Linked DNA regions of Homo sapiens: region 2 is linked to region 1. A link is a contact called in ENCODE Hi-C data. All regions are on one chromosome and are shown on one strand. The core of a region is the stretch at or near the end of the contact, and the rest is flanking DNA. Distances in the headings are between cores, read along the strand shown.

Region 1 (3,539 bases), core at 666-3,165:
GTGCCCATATTTGGTTTATCACTCTGACGCAGGGTGTAAACGAAGACTGGAAGTGTCCGCCTGCCTGGGGAGGAACGCAGGCTAGAAAACAGGCTGTGTGTGAGGTCAGTGGGCAAAGGTCACCATGGCATGAACTGAGAAAGGCATGAGAGTGGAGGGAACAGGGTAGGAGGAGAGGAAAGCTATGTCTGCAACTCATCAACCCCAGAACCAAGACTCCAGGGCTAGATAGAGACTTGATGCCTCAGGGGAAGCCTTACAGTTGGGTCTGGAGAACAGATTAAAAAATTAGTCAACCCTCCAGAAGCCATCACCCTTCCCTCTCCATCCTCCCTCTAAGCATGCCTTCTGGAACCCCAACTGCTTATGCAGGGCACACAGTAGGCCTCCAGTAAACACCTGTTGAATACACTGTTTTTTGTTTTTTGTTTTTTTTTTTCCGAGACAGAGTCTTGCTCTGTCGCCCAGGCTGGAGTGCAATGGCGCAATCTTGGCTCACTGCAACCTCCGCCTCCCGGGTTCAAGCAATTCTCCTGCCTTAGCCTCCCGAGTAGCTGGGATTACAGGCACGCGTCACCAAGCCCGCTAATTTTTGTATTTTTAGTAGAGACAGGGTTTCACCATGTTGGCCAGGCTGGTCTCGAACTCCTGAACTCGTGATCCACCCACCTCGGCCTCCCAAAGTGCTGGGATTACAGGCGTGAGCCACCGCCCCTGGCCTGAATGGACTTGTATTCAGAGAGACCTCCAGCAGCGCCACCGCCATGTCATGTCTTGCTAATCCACACCTCTCACAAGCAGTGAGTTCTCAAGAGCTAGCTTAAATTCCTTTTGCTACAAAATCAGTCCATTCTTGCTGGGCGCGGCACTTTGGGAGCAAGGCAGGAGGATCGCTTGAGGCTAGGAGCTGGGGACCAATCTGGGCGACACTGCAAGACCCAGTCTCTACAAAAATTTAAAAATTAGCCGGGTGTGGTGGCACGCTCCTGTAGTCCCAGCTAGTCAGGAGGCTGAGGTGGGAGGATTACTTGAGCCCAGAAGATGGGGGCTGCAGTGAGCCATGATCGCGCCACTGCACTCCAGCCTAAGTGACAGAGCGAGACCCTGTCTCAAAAACAAAAAAACAAAACACAAAACAAAAAGCCCCAGGCCATCCTGTTCTGCTTTTTCCAGAGATGGGAATGACAGCCCTCTGACTCTGAGGTCCCGAGGAGGCAGGGGAAGGGAGGAGGGGATTGTTGAACCCCAAGGCTGGCTGAGAGGGGTGTCTGTCACCTTGATTAAGAGCGCGAGCAGCGTGTCCATCGAAAGCGTCCAGCAGGCCGCTGAGCAGGTAGAAGGAGGAGGCCGTGAGGGGGCAGCAGGGCATGAAGTAGAAAGAAATGATGGCGAAGACAATCCGGGCATAACCTTGGAACGGGACGCGGGGAGACAGGGCAGGATCAGGGAGCCCGCCAAGGCCCCTCGCCCTCTCGTTCGGCCCGGGGCCGTGGGCAGCACTCACCGATGAGGTTGGGCACGAACAGGAAGATATTTTCGTCTGGCATCGCGGCGCCTCCCTTGCTGCCCCGGGCCTGCTCTGGAGATGCCAGTGCTGTCCCAGCCCCGCAGCGCGGCCTCAGCCTCCGGCCCGGCGCATCGGCCGCACCACCTGCGCCCTGGACCCCGCCGCCCCAACCTGGCCCCAGATGCTGAAGCCCGCAGCCGTCGGGAGCATGGACCGGCCCCGAGGTGCGCGGGACGCAGGGGGCGCGCGCAGTCCGCCCTTCCTACCCGCAACCTCCCTCGCCTCTGCCAGCCCCGCAGGCGCTCCGGGCCTCCAGCTGCGGTCGCCGCTGCTCCAGCTGCGCGTGGCTTCCGGGAACCTCCTCCTCCGCGCCCGTCGTTGCAAAATTGGAGAGAGGAAAAAGTGGCTTAAAAAAATAGTTGCGGCCCCTTTAAGGCCTGTCGGCTTCCTTTCCCTTTTCCTCCCTCCGCCCCTCTCCCTTGGCTCGTACCAAAGCGCAGAGGAGGAGAGGGAGGAAGGAACCATTAACGTCAAGCAAAGTTAGAAACGGAAAAGGAAAGGGTAAAAGAGAAGACCGAATAAAAATCTCTGCTTTCCTTTTGTGGAGGGTATGACTTCCTGGAGGCAAAGATAAGGCGATAAAATTCCTCCTCCTGAGTCTTTGCGTCCCCAAGAGGCCAGGAGATTTGGTGCAGTCCTCACTTTACTCCCCGCCCCCTAAGTCTCCAGCCGCCTTTGCTCTCGCAGGCTCTAGGCGGCTAGAGAGGCTCCAGAGCGCCCTGCAGATGGGTTGCTTTTCGCGTGCCCCTTGTGATGGGAGGATTAGGTCGCAGGCTCCACCCTACGTCATCCTCCCAAGCTTCTCAAGCGTCTGGCGCTTGGGGTCACTGCCCTCAAGGAGGCACCTGGAGGGGTACGGAGGGGAGGCTGGAGGAGCAAACGGGGCGCGCTAGGAAATTCCTCTGTCTTTAGTTCTAGAACCCCTGATCTCCTAGCAACGAGGCTGCGGAACCTCTGCAGACTCCAAGGGTTTTATAGCGTCCGGTAGCGACACGGAGCCGGCTCCCCCTTTTCCAGCCTTCCTCCCCATCTCCCATTCTCCATCCCCCACGACCTATACCAGAGGTCCTTAGGCCTCCACGTCTCTCCTTTTGCCGAGTAGCCCAAGGTTTCCACCCATCTGCCAGGTCTGGGGCGTCAAGTCGGCTGCCTCGGCTTGGGAAGGTGCTTGGGAGGGAAGAAGGAAGGAGAGGCCCACCAGGCGAAGGGGTGAGGGGTAGGGGGTTGCGGGAGTTCCCTCTCACTCCCGAAGATATAAAGCAACCTTTATTATTATTATTATTTTTTCTTGTGAGAGGGAATGAGGCAGCGGGATGTTTCCTCTAAAGGCCTTGTTTAAACCTGGGCCCGGGGAATGGTGGTGGACTGGGTTCTGGGGGAAAGCGGGCTGGTTTCTCAGGTCAACTCAGGCTTCGACTGTTCCCAGGGGGATGGCGTCCACTCCGATGGGGAATGAGGGGGAGAAGAAGAGCAGCTGGCCATCTCAAGCTGCACCCTCCTTGAGAGGAGGTCCGGTGAGCACTGCAGGGAACCCTAGAGGTGGGAATGTAATGAAGTGAAAGCCTCCCAGGCAGAGGCACCCCGTGCCAGGTCTGAGCCACGGGCCCTGAGACTCTAGCCTCAACCCTGAGTCCTGAAGCCCCGACTCATAGCTCTCAGCACTAGGCCCTGACTCTAAACCCCCACCAAACCCCCCTCCCCCAGGTCCAGAGCTTTCTAGCTAAATCTCAAGGCCCAGTCCTTCAGGAGCAAGCTCCTTGGACCCACAGGCCCCAGCCTGGGAACTCCCACAGCCAGCACTCCCATGTGGGAGCTCCCAGGCTGAACCCCTCCGGCTTTTCCTTTCCCAGGCTTCGTTATCTCGTTCTGAGGAATACCTGTCCCAGATCAGTGCAGAACTCATGGAGGAGGCTTTGTGCACTGCTTGCTGCCACTTGAACCCTGTGCCCATCAAAAAAAAGCAGTCACAAGA
Region 2 (3,407 bases), core at 851-3,350, 1.4 Mb before region 1:
TTGAACCCGAAAGGCGGAGGTTGCAGTAAGCCGAGATTGTGCCATTGCACTCCAGCCTGGGCTACAAGAGCGAGACTCTATCTCAAAAAAAAAAAAAAAAAAGGAGAGTGGTCACAGAGAGTTTCTGGGAGAGGCCTTGGAGGCTGGAAGTGAATCCAAGTCTGTGATCCCAAAGCCCCTATGTCAGGGCGGGGCACGGTGGCTCACGCCTGTAATCCCAGCACTTTGGGAAGTGGAGGCAAGCGGATCACCTAAGGTCAGGAGTTCTAGACCAGCCTGACCAACATGGTGAAATCCTGTCTTTACTAAAAATACAAAAAATTAGCTGTGTCTGGTGGCACGCACCTGTAATCCCAGCTACTCGGGGAGCTGAGACAGGAGAATAGCTTGAACCTTGGAGGTGGAGGTTTCAGTGAGCCGAGATTGTGCCACTGCTCTCCAGCCTGGGTGATAGAGTGAGACTCTGTCTCAAAAATAAAATAAAATTAAAAAAAAAAAAAAAAAAAGCTGGGCGCGGTGGCTCACACCTGTAATCCCAGCACTTTGGGAGGCCGAGGCGGGCGGATCACGAGGTCAGGAGATCGAGACCATCCTGGATAACGCGGTGAAACCCCATCTCTACTAAAAATACAAAAAAATAGCCGGGCGTGGTGGCAGGCGCCTGTAGTCTCAGCTACTCCGGAGGCTGAGGCAAAAGAATGGTGTGAACCTGGGAGGCGGAGTTTGCAGTGAGCCGAGATTGCGCCACTGCACTCCAGCCTGGAGGACAGAGAGAGACTCCGTCTCAAAAAAAAAAAAAAAAAAAAAGGTTCAGGCCCGGCATGGTGGCTCATGCTTGTAATCTCAGCACTTTGGAAGGTTGAGGTAGGAGGATCACTTGAGGCCACGAGTTTGAGACCAGCCCAGGTCCCATAGTGAGACCCCCATCTCTATAAAAAAATATAAAAATTAGGCAGATGCGGTGGTGCACACCTGTAGCCACACCTACTTGGAGGCTGAGGTGGGAGAATCACTTGAGCCCAGGAGTTCCAGGCTGCAGGGAGCTGTGATTGCACTACTGCATTCCAACCTGGGAAACAGAGCAAGACCCTGTCTCAAAAAGAAAAAAAAATAAGATAAAATAAAATAAATTAAAAAAATAAAAAAGTTTTAGTAGTGATGCATTTATTTAAACGTTCACTAGGAAAACGCTGGTTTTCCAAGTGGAGTCGTGATTTAAAGTTTTCTTTTTAAAAATATGTGCACTAAAAAACGTTAAGGCTGAATTGGCTGGAAGAAAAAAGTAAATAATCCTACAGGTGGTAGGTATGAGGATCTTGCTAAATCCGGAAGGTGATAAGGAGTGAAGTTTGGAAATTTTACATGCTGCCCCTGGGGCAAACCAGTGGATTCAGTAAATATTTGTGGGTTCAGCTCCTTTGCGCAGCTTAACTCTTTCTTCCCCCTTTCCTCCGGTCACTTCCCTCTTCTCATGCCATTGTCACTCGCTGAAGTCTCAGGCCACTCACCAGAAGCCCACCGCGTTCTTCCAATGCGCGCCCTGATGGTCCAACAGAGGGAGCCGGGGCTCCGGGACGGTCTCCTCCCCTGGGAGAGCGAGAAGAGGGCATGACCCCCACCTACTCTCAGGTGCACGACCGCTCCTTGCGTGTCCTCCCGGGGCCGAGTCAGCTCTCATTCCCCTCAGGTGGGCTGCGAGCCAGAGGTGGTCGTTCCATGAGGGTGGGCGGGAATACTCACCCTCGGAATCCGAAAAGCGCCGCCGCGAGCCTGCACAGCCTCCCATCGCATCAAGTTCAGGTCCCCCGAGGGTCCAGGGTCATAGAGTGTCCAAAGGGGGCTCCCACGGGAGGGATGAGGGTCTGCGACAGGTGACAAGGATCAACGCCCGATTGCCGGTCCCAGCTCCGGCTTGTCTAGGGCACTCGCGCCCCGCGATCCATCAAGGAAGCTGGGGGCTCCATCTCGAGCGCCCTACGACCCACCACGCCCCACCCATCGTACTCTCCCCCGCCCCGTCTACAGCAGGGACCCTGAGGCCTGTACCTTTAAGAGCAGCAGAATGTTCTGCACTATGCAGAGGCCGTTTGTCGGATCACGTGACAGCACCCGCGTGTTCCCCCATCACGTGCTCAGAGGTTTTCCCTACTTCCGGGTCCTCTCTGTCTTCGCTTTGGGCCTTCTCGGCTTCGGAGCGTGAAAAAGGGAGGGGCTGGAGAACCCTGGAACCGCAGGTTTTAAACTGGAGCGGGTGGGAGCAGCAAGCAGAGCCGTGACCTTAGATCAGTGGCGCCCAAGACCGAGACAGTAGCCTGCCAGCACCAGTTATGACTGTGGGAGGCTTCAGCTCCTTTCCTTCAGCACTCACTTGCCAGAAACAAATATGGCCACCTGCCTACTCCCTTTTTTTTTTTTTTTTTTTTGAGGCAGGACTGTTTCTGGTTGCGAACAAAGACGACCAGCTTCAGGTCATTCTTATCCCCATCTGTTGACCTTACAAATTGTTTTAGAGACCTAAGTAAACATAACACTCATCTAAAGGGATTTCGTGAATGATCTATTGGCAGTATCCAAGATGTTAAGAGATCCCTATTTCCAAATTATCCTAGAACCAAAAAATATCACAGCACTTCAACCCCTGGTGTTACAGATGAGAAAACCAAGGTACAAATATATATATATATATATATAACAAAATTAGCCGGGCATGGTGGCGCATTCCTGTAGTCACAGGTACCTTGGAAGCTGAGGTGGGAGGATCACTTGTGCCCAGGAGGTTGAAGCTACAGTGAGCTATGATCACGCCACTGCACTCCAGCCTGGGTGACAGAGTGAGATCCTGTCTCAAAAAAAGAAAAAGTAAAAAATAAAATAAAAAAAATATATGTATATGAAAAAAATTGGAAAGTTGCTGACAATCATTCATACAATGTTAGACCTAAAGGTGACCTTAGAGACCTGTATGGTGATAAGAAATAGAGCACCAGAGGCAGGGAGCCATTGGGTTGGCTCCAGGCTGCTGCAGGATTCCTGCCTCCATCAAAGGTGGTGCTTAGACCAGATTTTTTTTTTTTTTTTGACAGGGTTTTGCTCTGTTGCCCAGGCTGGAGTGCAGTGGCAGGATCTTGGTTTGCTGCAACCTTGACCTCCCAGGCTCAGGTGATCCTCCCACCTCAGCCTCCCGAGTAGCTGGGACAGCAGGTGCGCACCACTGTGCCCAGCTAATTTTTGTGTTTTTTGTAGAGACTGGATTTTGCCACGTTGCCCAGGGTGGCCTCAAACTCCTGAGCTCAAGCAATCCACCTGCCTTGGCTTCCCAAAGTGCTAGGACTACAGGCGTGAGCCACTGCACCTGGCCAGACTAAATGATTTTAAGGCCTAAGATTCTGATGCTGTGATTTCATAGA

The links. A loop is a pair of places that touch in the nucleus more often than their neighbours do. Pooled maps may share reads with other maps.
Region 2: a pooled map shows a loop between it and region 1 (16-fold over the local background). The contact joins the promoter of CLN3 here to the promoter of CDIPT in region 1. A Hi-C loop is called at or near these places in 2 of 37 single-sample maps with no recorded cell type and 7 of 50 pooled maps.

What each region holds. Positions count from the first base shown.
Region 1 is chr16:29,861,311-29,864,849 of GRCh38, forward strand. It overlaps CDIPT (CDP-diacylglycerol--inositol 3-phosphatidyltransferase), which reads right to left and starts at 1,916. Exons shown (of 6, transcript NM_006319.5): 1 at 1,505-1,916; 2 at 1,276-1,410. The coding sequence starts at 1,547. It also overlaps the pseudogene CDIPTOSP. RefSeq lists silencers at 1,609-1,918, 1,929-1,988 and an enhancer at 2,037-2,574.
Region 2 is chr16:28,489,974-28,493,380 of GRCh38, forward strand. It overlaps CLN3 (CLN3 lysosomal/endosomal transmembrane protein, battenin), which reads right to left and starts at 2,101. Exons shown (of 16, transcript NM_001042432.2): 1 at 2,047-2,101; 2 at 1,741-1,862; 3 at 1,509-1,587. The coding sequence starts at 1,786. RefSeq lists enhancers at 1,983-2,772, 2,112-2,311.